Regions from separate parts of the Mus musculus genome. Here region 1 is linked to region 2. The links are chromatin contacts, found by Hi-C or POLR2A ChIA-PET in ENCODE. All regions are on one chromosome and are shown on one strand. The core of a region is the stretch at or near the end of the contact, and the rest is flanking DNA. Distances in the headings are between cores, read along the strand shown. Region 1 overlaps Chst11 (carbohydrate sulfotransferase 11). Region 2 overlaps Chst11 (carbohydrate sulfotransferase 11).

Region 1 (3,972 bases), core at 1,165-3,664, 56 kb after region 2:
ATAATAATAAGTTAAATTAATTTATTTTAATTAAATTAATGATAAAAACAAACGTAATAATAATATGATGTTTATGATTGTGATGGTGGTGATAATGATGATGATGATGGACCAGATAAGAACCACAAAAATAAAATCACAGAAACCCATCGTGAAGTCCAAGAACACAGAAACACCCACCTTTTGTTTACAAGAAACTTAATCTATGAAGTATTTGCTTATTATTGTAAAACTGACTTGTTTATGGGGTAGAATGGTGGTCAAAAGGCAATTTTTCACTTGAATAGGTGACAACTTACCTCAATGTCCTCATCTGTAAAATGGGGAGGGTACAGATTAGACACTCTGAGACCCCAAATATAGGCACAAAAATCTCATGCTAAAAAGCTGTGCATTGCACATGAAATCATTTTGGTTTTTTTTTAAGTGTCTAAAATTACTTTCAGCCCATGTGTTTAAGGTATATGTCAAACAAATGAATTCCATGTTTAGACTTCAGACCATCCCCAAGATGTATTATTTTAAATGTGCAACAAATCTGAAACCTGAAAAGGAAACCCTTTTTGCCAAGATGTTGAATGAGCGAGGAACGTCCGGTGTGTGGTAGCCGTTAACTCATAGGGCAGCGGAAAGGGCCGTGTGAGGGCGAGGTACGTCAGGCGGACAGCTCGGTGCCTGCCCCTCACGGTTGTCCTTACTGCAGTATTGCCCCCTCCCCTAACCAGCTTCATCCTGTGCCTGCAGAAGGCATGCTTTGCACGCCTTACAGCAGGATCTAAGGAGAGACACAGTACAGGGATGCTGATCTCAGCAGCTGTAAGGTTTGAAAGGGTCATCGGAGGACCTGGTCAAGCAGGAAGCACAAGATGCCTGCCCTGGTCAGGCCCTTACATAAAACCCCCAGGGACTCCCTTCAACGCTCATCTGACAAAATGGAGAAACTGAGGCTCGAAAGTCCTGGAACAGCTGCTCCGAATCTAACCTGCTAGTAATTGCTACAACGGAATGTAAACCTCCATCTCCCTGCTTGGAAGGGCCCTGCTCTAACGTGGTTCTCTCTACAAAAGGGGCAGGTGAGCCCTTGGATGTGCCCCCCCAAAATTATTCATACAGTGAGACATGTCTCATTTCATCAGTACTGAAGATCTGGTTTAATAATAATAATAATAATAATAATAATAATAATAATATAATAATAAGCAGAAGGAGGGAGAGGAAGAAGAGCAGAAGGAGGAAGAAGAGGAGGAGGAGGAGGAGGAGAAGAGGAGGAGGAGGAGGAGGAGGAGAAGAGGAGGAGGAGGAGGAGAAGGCGGCAGCAGCAGCAGCACTGATGTTAAAATCCAAACACCCGTGCTCCCTGCAAGCCCAGAATGAAGCTCACCCGTTGGAAGAGTGGCATGGAGGTGGTGGGGAGCGGGATGGGGGGCTTCCCATTCCACAAAAGCCTGAGGAGTCTGGGGCAATGGCAGCCCCTGTAGGGGTCCAGATCTTTCACACATGAGTATGAATAGGAGTCGATATCCCTGAGTTGCTGGTGAGGCACTTCCAGGACCAACCTTGGGATGTGGGAGCCACGACCTGCATCATCAGTGTATTTGGTTCAGGTGGGGTCAGGCAAGGCTGTGGAGCCCCATACTCCGAACACTGGTGAGACAGATGACAAGGTGACCCTGCATATCAGCCATCTCCAGTCAAAGATTTTCAGAATTTCCCAAGCCCACTTCACCTTGACTTGGGGGTCAGAATGGGACTCAGAGGTTCTTGTTCATGGAAGCCAGATGGCACACCTCGATGGGCCATGTGCACTGTTCCAGACACCTTGTAATATGGTCACCAAAGTCACTGTTCATTCTAGAAACCAGGTTTTTTTGTTTTTGTTTTTTTTATAAAACATGGTCTCACTATATAGTTCTGGATGGCCTGGAACTCGCTGTGCAGTCCAGACTGACGGACTCAGATCTGCCTGCCTCTGCTGTTACTAGAGGCCTGTATCACCTATGGCCTCAGGAAATGCCGGATCTAGTTTTCAAAGGCTGGTGGTGGAGGGAGTGTCTATCACAGGAAGCCCCACCCCCACCCCCCATGATCGTGTTAACTTCAGCCTCGCTTCAGTTGAGGCCAGCACATTCTAGAAGCTTAATAAGTTAAAACAGTAGCTAGCAGTGCTTACAAAGCACTGGTGTGTGCTGTTCTGCTGAATTAAAAAAATGCTGTGCGATTACACAACAGCCCTAACCTGTAGGTGTGGAAGCTAGGGTATAGGGGTGTGTCCCGGGCCCAGCCTCAGACTTCGGTAAGAAGATGCATGTGTTTGGGCCGCTGGGGGGATCCTTCTGCCCCTCAGAAGCTCCAAGGAGCAGATAGCTCTTTGCCCCAGTGATTGAAGGGCTCCCAGCCAGTGGGGCAGATGTCTCTCGCCTGTTCCCTGGGCCCCTTGCCCAGTTCCTCCCTGCCCTGCACAATGTCTTCAAGCATGCTGGAAACATTAACTGCTCTCCTGCTATTCATCTTGGCTAGGCTAGCTCTGACAGTCCAATTTCAATGTTCCTCCCAGGGCAGACAGTAGGTCACAAGAATCGATAATGGATCCCAGGCGATTGGACACAATTCCGATCTGATGGGAACCTGCCCCCTTCCTTGTACTGAGCCTCAAGCCTCCTCTTAAACCCACAACTTCAGAGTACTGCCTTCTGGGAATAGCCTGACTCTGAGGTAGCAGGGGAGACAGCCCGGTGATTGTTCCCACTGACGTCCTGGATGCATGGCTTCCTCAAGTCCTTAGGGATGATAAAAAGGACAACAGGCCTCAGCCCCTCCAGCCCCTTCCTAATCATCTGGCCCTCCCTAGGCCATTGTCCCTGCATAACCAACAGGGCCAAAACCTTGTCTCCCCTGTAACTGTCTGTGTCTTCTCCACCTCGAATAAAGACAGACGGACACAGAAAACAGTAGTTCCTTTATTTGATGGGGGTGGCTTCTGAGACCCTTTCAGATACTGAAGTCCACAGAAGCACTTGTCCCCGGTATGAAATGTAATTATATTTGCATAGAACCTACACACATCCTCCTGTAGAGTCTCGAGCTTTCCAGTACCACTGAGTATGATATAAATGTCCCATGAATTGATTTCATCGTGTTCAGGGCAGATGCAGTTTGGATCCAGGAGCAAATGAGTCCTTGCTACCTACTGTCCATAGTATGTGTGTGACTCCACAGCAGCCTCCTGGCCTCTCGCCTTGCCTCCTGTCATCTTCCTGAGCCGCACATGTGACATACCTTAACCCTTGATCAGCCCCACTCCATCCCCACACTGCCAACCCAACCAATCTTCCCAGCTATCACAGGAACCCCCTTAGAGCCTCACTTTGATCCCCCCCCTTGCCAGGCCATATGCTCAGCTATGCATAGAGGCCTTGGACATGGCTCCCCACACCGCCACTGCAGTCTCTGGCATTCAGTCTGGGCTGGATTCATCCAAATTTGTCTTTCTCCCACTTAAGCACCTCCTTGCTGAAGCCAGAGCTGTTAGCACATGTTGGACCATATCGCTCCCCGGTTCACACCTTTCTAGGGGACCCACCCAGCTCTGGGTGAGTCCTGGCAAAGTCGCCTCTATGCCAGGATTGCTGTGTGCTCTTCACAACCTCCACGACATCCTGACTTGGTTCTAGTTCACTTCCCTGCCCAACAGGGCATGGCTCTGAGGATCCGTGGGGTGGCGTGTGACAAGTGTTCGGGGCAGTGCCCCTCCATAGCCGTTAGCTGCTATGTGTATTTACAGTGGTCCCTTGGGGGCCAGTTCTGAGCAGATCCTGATGGGTCAATGGGACTCTGGCCTAGCTCCTGGCTCCAGGCGGGAACTTGATTACAGATGGAACGGAGGTGAGGAGATGAAGCCATAAGACAGCACCGGCTGATATGGTGTGAGCCTAAGAGTCTAGAGGAAAAACATGAGAGCGAGAGGGGGGCTGG
Region 2 (3,567 bases), core at 185-2,684:
AAAAGGTAGAGTGGGTTTTCCCTTGTTGCCTACACCTTGACTCTAGTATTTTGACCTCCAGAATCCCATGAGAGTAAACCATATTGTATTAAACTACAGGGTTTGGGGTAGTCAGCTGCAGCAGCTGTAGAAACCTCATCTGCCCACACACCTTTGCAGTTGAAGCTAAGAGGCCATTCCCTGCATGTCAGATCCAAGGGATGCTTGGGGAGGCATTGCCTGTGATCTCAGATGAGCAGAGTCCCACAGCCCATTGATTCCTGAACATGGGAATACCAATGCCCTGTGTACCATGGGTTTATGTCCCAAAGCCTACCCTAAAGGTGAAAACCCCTGAGGGAAAACAGCAAGTCAGAGGCTGTCTGCTGCTAACCACCATGAGAATCCTCCTGCCTCCATTAGAGAGGCCTGGGAGGATCATTTGAGGCTCCGTGAAAAGGCACAGATAGCAAAGCCAGGCCTTTGTCCCATCTGTGACCCTCACACAGGCTCATTACCACTCACACACCTGCAGGGAACATCAGGGATACAGTTAAAGTGTCTGCCTTGTCTGCAAAACACAGACAGTGCCGGAAATTTGCATGAACTCACTCTATAGATGAGGTTCTGCAGGTGGGAGGTGCCACCACTGGGCCTGGTACAAGGACAACAGCTACAACAAGGAGGAAGAGGAAAAGAAGGAAGAGGAGGGGAGGGAGGGGGAGAGAGAGAGAGAGAGAGAGAGAGATTGATTAAGAAAAGGACTAACCCCTGTGGCCATCCCCAGTAAAATGTGTTAAGACCTGTTTTATCATGGTTTTGTAGCATCTCCCAGGCTCCCAGAGCACTCACAAGGCCCGCCCCACTGAGATGCAGCCCTGTGAGGGCAGCAGGTGACTCTAATGGTTTGGCGGCAGTGTGTCCCCATGTAGTCTCCTGTATGATGGGGTGCAGCAGGGGGTGGGGCCTTTAAGAGAAAGATAGACAGACGTGGTTAGAATACCACGTGATCCTGGGAGACAGGGAGTTGATGGGAGTTCTCCTTGGATGTCAGGTAGTTCCCTGGAGAGGATTCTAGAAGGATACAGGACCCCTCCCCATGTCCTAGGCTCCAGTCACTCTGAGCTCTGTCTTCTGCACACAATCTTTAGAGCTTGGTGTGCTAAAATATTGAGCACCGGCCAGTCAGTGTTGCCACCTGTGGTTGCAAGATGAAGTCAGAAAGAGTTGTTTAATTTTGGCTCCATTGCGCTTATTCTGGGATTGGAGAAACTGGCCTCTCTAAGATTGCCTCTGCGGATTGAGATGCAGCTCAATCCACGGAGCCTCATCTATCTGAGTCTCTGTTCATTCTGAAAATGGCAAGCAAGCAGAGAGACTGTATGAATGAGGGCTCTGGAGAGCACAGAACATAGCGCTCACTGTCAGTGGAAGCTGGGGCCCCCATCTACGGAGGATGGTGGGAACGAGCTGCCAGGCAGAATCTAGGAGTGCTGGCAAAGAGAAGCCTTGCACAGAGCAATCCTGCATCTCATTAAGATGCGCTGTGCTCTAGCCCAGCTACAGGGAAATTGTTGGAGCAATTACATTCAAGCCTCAATTTTGAGGTTTGAAAGGGGGTCAGTGCATAATTGGCAGGAGGAGAACAGGAAAGAGATGGCTTGAAACAATAGGTATTAAGTGGCTGTCACAGCCAGGGAAGCTGAGATAGAGGGGCCAGACACGCTGGTCGGATCCCTAGAGGTCAAGCGTGGGTGGTCTGTGAATCACACATGGGCCTCCTGGATGTTGCATTTGGGCTTTCTTGGAATCCAGGGGATTCTGGAGAAAGCTGTGTGATGCTTGGGATATATTTGTTGAATGAATGAATGAATGAATGAGTGGTGCTTGTTACCTAGTTACCAAATAGATGAATGAAGGAGGAAGAGAATAAGGAATGGATACAAAAGGAAGACCGTAATTGTGCCTACTTGTATGGTGGTATCTGGGCAGGCAGAGCCTGGCAGCAGCCTGCCGCTTGCTTGAACTGAAATCTCTGTTTTCAGGTGCTGTGGTAGACTGTGACCACCATAACAAGGTGCCCAGGACTGGTGGCATTCATGGGGGAGCTGGTTTCTCAGGCTTGTGAAAGCTAAAAGTATGAACACAGGGCTGGTTTCCCATGAACCCTTCTTCCAGCTGTGTCCTCGTGGCCTTGCCAGTGTGCCCGCACTTCTTGTGTCTCTCTTCTTTCCTTCTACAGACAGTCAAGGACCAGGTCTTTGTGACCTCTCCTATCTTAATTATATCCTTAGAAGCCCTGCCTCTGGGGCTGGTAGGAAGACCAGTACAATAAAGCACTTGCTGGGTGAGAATGGGGACAGGAGTGTCCCCAGAATGTGAAAACCAGGTGTGGCAGTGCACATCCTTAAGTTCAGCACTGGGCAGGGTTGGTGGCAGGAGGGTCCCTGTGCTCACAGGCAGTTTATCTACTCAAATCCGAGAGCCCTAGGTGCAGTGGGAAACCCTATTTCAAAAGGAAATGTTTGGACAACTGAAGAAGACGTCTGACATTGGTGTTTATGTGTGCGCATGCGTGAGCACACACACACACACACACACACACACACACACACACACACACACAGCATGAACACACACGGGAAGGCAAGGTGCTGCGTAAGCCTCAGCACTAGGCAAAATCAAAGTGAACTTTTGAAGCCTGTATTTCTGGCTTTGTCTCTAAGCAGCTGTGTAAACCCTTCTGAGTCTACAGAAATGACCTCGCCTTACAATGAGAAACCAGAGGGGCCCCAGGTTCAGAAGAAAAGGCAAATGTCTGATGATTCACACAACGCCCTGAGCATGCCCTTCAGGGCTCCCAGGGTCATGCTGGGTCTCCAACAGCAGACTAATCGGCAGCATGCTGATGTTTTGCTATTTCATTCTAAAAAGAAAACAAGGTTCTTGAACCGTCCTCCAGAGGACTCTTCAGTAGATGCCATGGGAACCCGAGTCTGTGTCCAGTGGAGCACTACAGTGGAGCACTACAGGATATCATTTATTTTTCCATCTTCTTTCTCATCTCAAAAATCTTGCAGGGAAAACAGTGGAAATCTCATCAACTTGGGCTCTGCGCGTTTATGGCATTCCCTTGGTGCTCTACTGCAGAGGATGGGGACGCTGGGTTGGCTGGAGGGACTCAGAGCCGCCAACCCTTGGCCCAGTGAGAGCCCGTGATTTCTCTAAACACACAGCACACAGCAGGACTGTTGACCCTCCTTAAGGACACCGGCCAAACACGAGGCCCGTTTGTTCATGAAAGACACAGTCTCTTTCTTAGCAGCGGGTCGCTTCTACTGTGTGGACTTAAAGTATGAGAATTGCAATTTTTTTTTGAGAAATATTCTGCATTTCAGGTTTCCCACTAATTATGACTGGCTTTCTCCCAAGTTCGTTGGAGCTATTTTGGGAAAGGATTTATTGTGAGTGTTTTAATAAGAAAGGCTTTCGGAAAGCCTCGTAACTCTCCGTACAAGCCCTTCTAACCAGCGTTCCCTCTGACAATTATGTCACTAAAAACTTCCCTTTTAAAGAGCAGGACGTTTG

What was found. Hi-C counts contacts between places; a loop is a spot of excess contacts on that map. ChIA-PET counts read pairs that join two places held with the same protein, here RNA polymerase II (POLR2A).
Region 1: a loop to region 2 is called in a map of regulatory T cell, with 2.1 times the contacts of the local background. The contact joins two enhancer-like sites. A Hi-C loop is called at or near these places in 1 of 37 maps with a recorded cell type or tissue (regulatory T cell). POLR2A ChIA-PET finds 5 or more read pairs at or near these places in 1 of 5 experiments (Patski).

The regions. Positions count from the first base shown.
Region 1 is chr10:83,159,818-83,163,789 of GRCm38, forward strand. The region is part of intron 2 of Chst11 (carbohydrate sulfotransferase 11); the gene reads left to right. Among named protein-coding and RNA genes, the nearest start is that of Slc41a2, 180 kb to the right of the region's middle. Within about 2 kb of position 2,415, at least 1 of the 3 ENCODE cell types and tissues checked has a DNase peak (open chromatin) inside an H3K27ac peak, as active enhancers do.
Region 2 is chr10:83,104,847-83,108,413 of GRCm38, forward strand. The region is part of intron 2 of Chst11 (carbohydrate sulfotransferase 11); the gene reads left to right. Among named protein-coding and RNA genes, the nearest start is that of Chst11, 120 kb to the left of the region's middle. Within about 2 kb of position 1,435, at least 1 of the 3 ENCODE cell types and tissues checked has a DNase peak (open chromatin) inside an H3K27ac peak, as active enhancers do.